2 separate regions of the Homo sapiens genome follow, and region 2 is linked to region 1. Evidence: chromatin contacts called from ENCODE Hi-C or POLR2A ChIA-PET data. All regions are on one chromosome and are shown on one strand. The core of a region is the stretch at or near the end of the contact, and the rest is flanking DNA. Distances in the headings are between cores, read along the strand shown. Region 1 holds the start of SVEP1 (sushi, von Willebrand factor type A, EGF and pentraxin domain containing 1). Region 2 has its middle 18 kb from the start of MUSK.

Evidence for each region. Hi-C counts contacts between places; a loop is a spot of excess contacts on that map. ChIA-PET counts read pairs that join two places held with the same protein, here RNA polymerase II (POLR2A).
Region 2: a loop to region 1 is called in a map of psoas muscle, with 4 times the contacts of the local background. The contact joins the enhancer-like site here to the promoter of SVEP1 in region 1. A Hi-C loop is called at or near these places in 1 of 168 maps with a recorded cell type or tissue (psoas muscle). POLR2A ChIA-PET finds 5 or more read pairs at or near these places in 1 of 52 experiments (endothelial cell of umbilical vein).

What each region holds. Positions count from the first base shown.
Region 1 is chr9:110,578,371-110,581,058 of GRCh38, reverse strand. It overlaps SVEP1 (sushi, von Willebrand factor type A, EGF and pentraxin domain containing 1), which reads left to right and starts at 1,318. Exons shown (of 48, transcript NM_153366.4): 1 at 1,318-2,046. The coding sequence starts at 1,516. RefSeq lists enhancers at 1,450-1,950, 1,951-2,451.
Region 2 is chr9:110,649,089-110,651,776 of GRCh38, reverse strand. No RefSeq gene overlaps it. Among named protein-coding and RNA genes, the nearest start is that of MUSK, 18 kb to the left of the region's middle. Within about 2 kb of position 1,341, at least 8 of the 41 ENCODE cell types and tissues checked have a DNase peak (open chromatin) inside an H3K27ac peak, as active enhancers do; they include endothelial cell of umbilical vein, where a contact is called at or near this core.

The sequences.
Region 1 (2,688 bases), core at 69-2,568:
ATCACTGAATTCCATCATGAAATAGATACTGATGCTGAGCCAAGGATTGGAAGTGACTCAGTTCAGGTGGTTTACATAACCGTAGGCTTACCTACACGGTGTTCCTGACTCCCAGCTGGAATCTTTTAACCAAAGGCCCCACCCTCATGCAAAGTGCACCTTTTCTTTACACGTGCGCTCTCCCCTTTGGAGGTCTTGCTTTGGAAAAACCACCCCAGGTAGCAACTTGTTTCAAAGCAGATATATGCCAGGTACCACTTAAAGCCAGGTGGATCTTATCTGTTGAAATAGATCAAGAACACATGAAAGGGGACTGGGGACCCCCTACTTACACTTCAGACTTCAGCACAAACTTTCTGTCCTCAGAGAAGGCTTCTCTGGCCTCTCCAAGGTCAAGTCTGTCTACCTAAGCTCTCCTTTATTTAGCATGGTCACTTGTAATTACATATATTTTGTATGTTAATATCTGGTTAATGGTCACCTCACTTGTTACCCTTTAAGTTCATTGAGGATAGAATCCCTGTCAATTTTTGTTCCTTATATTTGCAGTGCCTCACATAGTTCCTGGCACACAATGGGTATTCAAAAAATATTTGTTAAAATCAGGAAAGAATGAACAAACAGATGAATGAATAAATGCACGACTGAAGTACCATGACAAATCATTCCTGTGGAACGCATAAGGTTAGATGCAACTCCTTTATGGTGTGATCTGAGGGGGCCCTTAAGGGCTTAATCTGCACGCTCACACACACCACTGATTAGAAATCCCCATCAGGAAAATTGTACAATCATCTATTTGGCGAGGGCTTTGGGACACTGAATGGGGGAAAAGAAACACAAAAGGTGAGCAAGCAGTTTTCAAAGGATGCTTTCAACTCCCTGGCCAGTCCGCGTGTATGTTTTCGTCTACAAAGTGTTTCCAATTACTGTGGCACTCTCGGTATCTGGATCCATCTCCAGTGAATTCCTCTGCAGCTCCTGCCAGACATATGGGATCAATCAGGGCTTCGGCGCTGGTGCGCTTGCTGCGGGAATGTTGACAGCCTGACAGACGCGGGGTTCTGGTGTCATGGAATCTCCGAGCCTTTGGCTTGATCCCGGGAGGAGAATGAGAGGGGGAGGAGGGAGATAGAGTCACAGATACAGAAAGTAGACAGGAGCGGGGAGAGGGAGAGAGGGAGAGAAGGAGGGAAGCGGGAGATTTTTCTTGACTGCCCCCTTTCCTTCAAACATTTTATAGGCTTCAGGGAGAGAGAGGAGGAGGAGAGAGGGAAGAAAAAAAGAGGAGAGCGAGAGGGGTAGAGAGCGCGCGCCGTTCCCTCCGGAGTTCCCGAGCTGCTGAGGAGTCTGGATTGTGTCTGTCCCCAGTGTCAGATGAAAGGGCGCTGAGGCTCTTGGCCGCTGCCCCGCGCCCAGCTCCGCGCACGCCCCTCTGCGAGTCCGGCCGCCCAGCGCCTCTTCCCGCCCGAGCCGCCGCCTGCGCTCCGGGGCAGCCGCTCTGTCTCCAGCGCGATGTGGCCTCGCCTGGCCTTTTGTTGCTGGGGTCTGGCGCTCGTTTCGGGCTGGGCGACCTTTCAGCAGATGTCCCCGTCGCGCAATTTCAGCTTCCGCCTCTTCCCCGAGACCGCGCCCGGGGCCCCCGGGAGTATCCCCGCGCCGCCCGCTCCTGGCGACGAAGCGGCGGGGAGCAGAGTGGAGCGGCTGGGCCAGGCGTTCCGGCGACGCGTGCGGCTGCTGCGGGAGCTCAGCGAGCGCCTGGAGCTTGTCTTCCTGGTGGATGATTCGTCCAGCGTGGGCGAAGTCAACTTCCGCAGCGAGCTCATGTTCGTCCGCAAGCTGCTGTCCGACTTCCCCGTGGTGCCCACGGCCACGCGCGTGGCCATCGTGACCTTCTCGTCCAAGAACTACGTGGTGCCGCGCGTCGATTACATCTCCACCCGCCGCGCGCGCCAGCACAAGTGCGCGCTGCTCCTCCAAGAGATCCCTGCCATCTCCTACCGAGGTGGCGGCACCTACACCAAGGGCGCCTTCCAGCAAGCCGCGGTAAGGCGCCCGCCCCTCCCGACCCGGGCCCTAGTCCCCGGGCCCTTCGACCCACCGCTGCCTGCCCGTCTCTATCCCGGGGTTCAGTCCTGGGCAAGGCATAACCACCCCAAGTCAAGCGTCCCCATCCACAAAACCAGAGTCATCGCTACCCGCCTATTATTGTTGTGGAGGTTCCAATGGGATAATGGATTTTAAAACGCTTAGAGGGATGTCAGGCTCCTTAGATAGTCGGCTTCGAGGACCCTGTTAGGAAGGGATCCTTGAAACGCTAATCACATTCACGTTTGTAGGAGCAGACGGTATCCAAGCTGAAACAGGTGAGCATGGTTTACAAAGTGTTTCTAAAGGTAGGACATGGAGTGATATAAACCTAACCCCAATTCTTTTTAAAGTTATGTTATGCTTTCAATGTAAGATTCGTGCCCTTCCTATTTTTGCTCCAATCCTTTATTAGATTTTTAATATCTGGAAGAGGAAGTCAGTTTGGGATGTCGGACTTTTGTAAAGTGTGTCTGTTTTTCTGATTACAAATTAATCCATATTCAGTGGGGGAAAAAGAAACATATAGAAATATCTAACACATAATAGCAAGCCAGTGTTTGTGGACTGAATTAAACAAAAAGTAGGGAGAGGAAAAAA
Region 2 (2,688 bases), core at 92-2,591, 71 kb before region 1:
TAATAAATGTGCATTTATACCTATCTCCAGTACCTTCTCTTCTTGTTACCAAGCTTATAAGCAACTTCAGATCCTGAGCCTTCAAAGCAGAAGACCAGATCCTTAAATGGAATGACCTGGATTCCAGATTGAGCTCCCACCCAGCTCCAAGCTGCCTTTCCTTTAAATGCTTGTATTGGATCTCTCTTATTGGTGAAGTTTTATAAATATGCAATATTTGGTAAAGTGGGAAAAAAGACGAATTATTTTATATTAAAAAAAGAATAATAGATTTAGTGAGCACACAATCCATGATTATTCTGGTTAGTTTTACTGAAAAGAAAGTCTATCTGGGACAGAGTCTGAATGAAATAATGTTTTGAATATTTAGGGAATAAAACAGACACCATTCTTGTCTTAGCAGTCATGTGCTGAGTGAGTAATGCTGGTATTGTTTTACGAGATTGTTTTAGTATAAAACCGTAGTAAACTGTGCTGGAAAGTATTTCCCCACTACAAGCATGGAAACGAGACTTACTCATAATATTTATTTCTTCTCCAGAGTGCCTTTGCAGACCTGAAACATCTGAACTAACAAAAGGCCTCCAATTTATAATATAACACAGCTGCTCCGAGGATTGCGTGCGGGCATATGTGTGTGCATGATGGGAGGGGATTTCCTTGTATGTATTCATTTATGTGCCCTCTGGAGAAGGGGCAAGTTCAGTCCAACTGGAATTCTAAGTGCCTCTTACTGGGCATTTGTTATATGTAAAAAGCTGGCTCATGTCTAAAGTATCTTCCAGGCAGCGTGCAGCTGAGAGCCATATAAGAGAAGACTGTATATTGTTTAGGAACAGTGATGCTAATGGGTAGCATTTTCACAGCGAACAATTAGTTTTTCTACCACTGAAGAACAGTGTATTTATTATAAAGAAATGGGAATTATACAGAAACTGTCATCAGAAGATATGTTTCTATCATTATTTTCTATTATTAGTTATTCACAATCAGTAAGTTCACTTCCAACACATGTACTATACTTTTAACAGAGCAGAAACAATAAGGCTATCAGTATCACAGTTTAGTTCTTTCTTTATTCTTCACTTTTGTTCTTCCAAACTGTCAAAGCATGATTAATCTTGAATGTTACCAATTTAGAAAAAAATCTAGATATTCTAATAAATTGTTTTCTTCTTTTCTTTCCCATCTCTTTTCCAAACCTATTTATTCATTTAACTAACTGAACTTGACGCCAGGAATGCGGTGACAGGTGGATTAGTCTCTACCAGAGAACTCACAGTCTGGCTAGGGAGATGGGTGACTATATCAACAACTATGAGAGAGTGCAATAAGTGTTAGGCATGTTTAGAGCTCTTGGGAGAACAGAGTATGGGCACTTACAGGAGTTAGGCAATCATGGGGGCAGTCTGAGATGACCACCCCGCCCCACAAAGAGAGGACAGTGCTTGAACTAAGCAGTTGTTAACTGGGTAGATGTGAAGGCAGGGAGAGCAGCAGAGCTCACAGAAAACAGCCTACAAGATGTCAGGATCTGAGAGATACATGCCATGTCTTTTCTGGCCTAGTCTGTTTTTCCCTTGTACCTTTCCCTGAATGCCAAGTGCAAGTCATGAGACAAGGATTCAAAGAGGTGAAATAAAATCAGAGAACAAATTGGTATCGGTTTGCGTTCTGGAGGAAAGTGGCCAGTTGACAACAGACAGATATTTTACATGTTCTCCCCCAGTAACTAGTGAAATCACCCAGAAAATGGTGAAATGACTACATTCACATCAGAAACTAGGGAACCATCCAAATGCTAGAATTTCTGTTACTTACAGGGCAGAGGAGACATGTATGAAGAAGGCTGAGCAGGACTGGCTTGCAAATCACTTACCTTAGAAAGCAGAACCTTTCAAAAATTAACAAGAGATTTTGAACGTCATAGATACCATTATTTATCTAGTCTAGGACTTGGATAAGTAATGGACCACCCAATCAGAGGAAAATCTCGTTCTTTGAGGGCCTTTGGCAGAGGCTGCCTGCTCACCAGATTTCAGTGCTGTAGCTGCCTAGGGAGAGTGTAACGGGATTCAGGAGTAGCTATCCCATGAGGTCTGGGCCATAGATGGCTTTATCAAGTCACTGGCTGCTGGCAAGGGTGACATTGGAAAACTTTTGTCAAGGTCTAGGTCACTAACTGTTCAGAATGCTAAAACTGGGGGTTGATGAAGGCAGGTGAGGAACGATCTCCTGCAGGAGGCACATTTTCATTCGGTTCTCATAGTTTTTCATATACTGCACCAGGAATGGGGTACAGCCATAAATGATTTCGCACCGTTAGGTAAGTGTTGAGAGACACAGATGAAAAACTCTCCTGAAATGAGATGTACCTGCCAGGACTACCTACGGCCCCAGATCACTATGCACTCAATCTGGGCTACTGGATGAAGGAGTTAGAGATTAGGCTTCATTATGAAGACTCAAGTGAAGTATGGGAAAATATAAGGGGAATCCAGGCATCCTACTTATAGGGAGATGTATTAGGCCTTTAACAAAAGAATGAATGAACAGAAGAGACTCTTTCATCAAAAGTGGAAAAAATAGACCTTAAGAAAAATAAAAGTAAATTATTATAAAAAAAAGAAACAAAATTTTATTACGTGAGTAATAAGTATTCAAAATGTTAAAATTTCAGTTATAGTA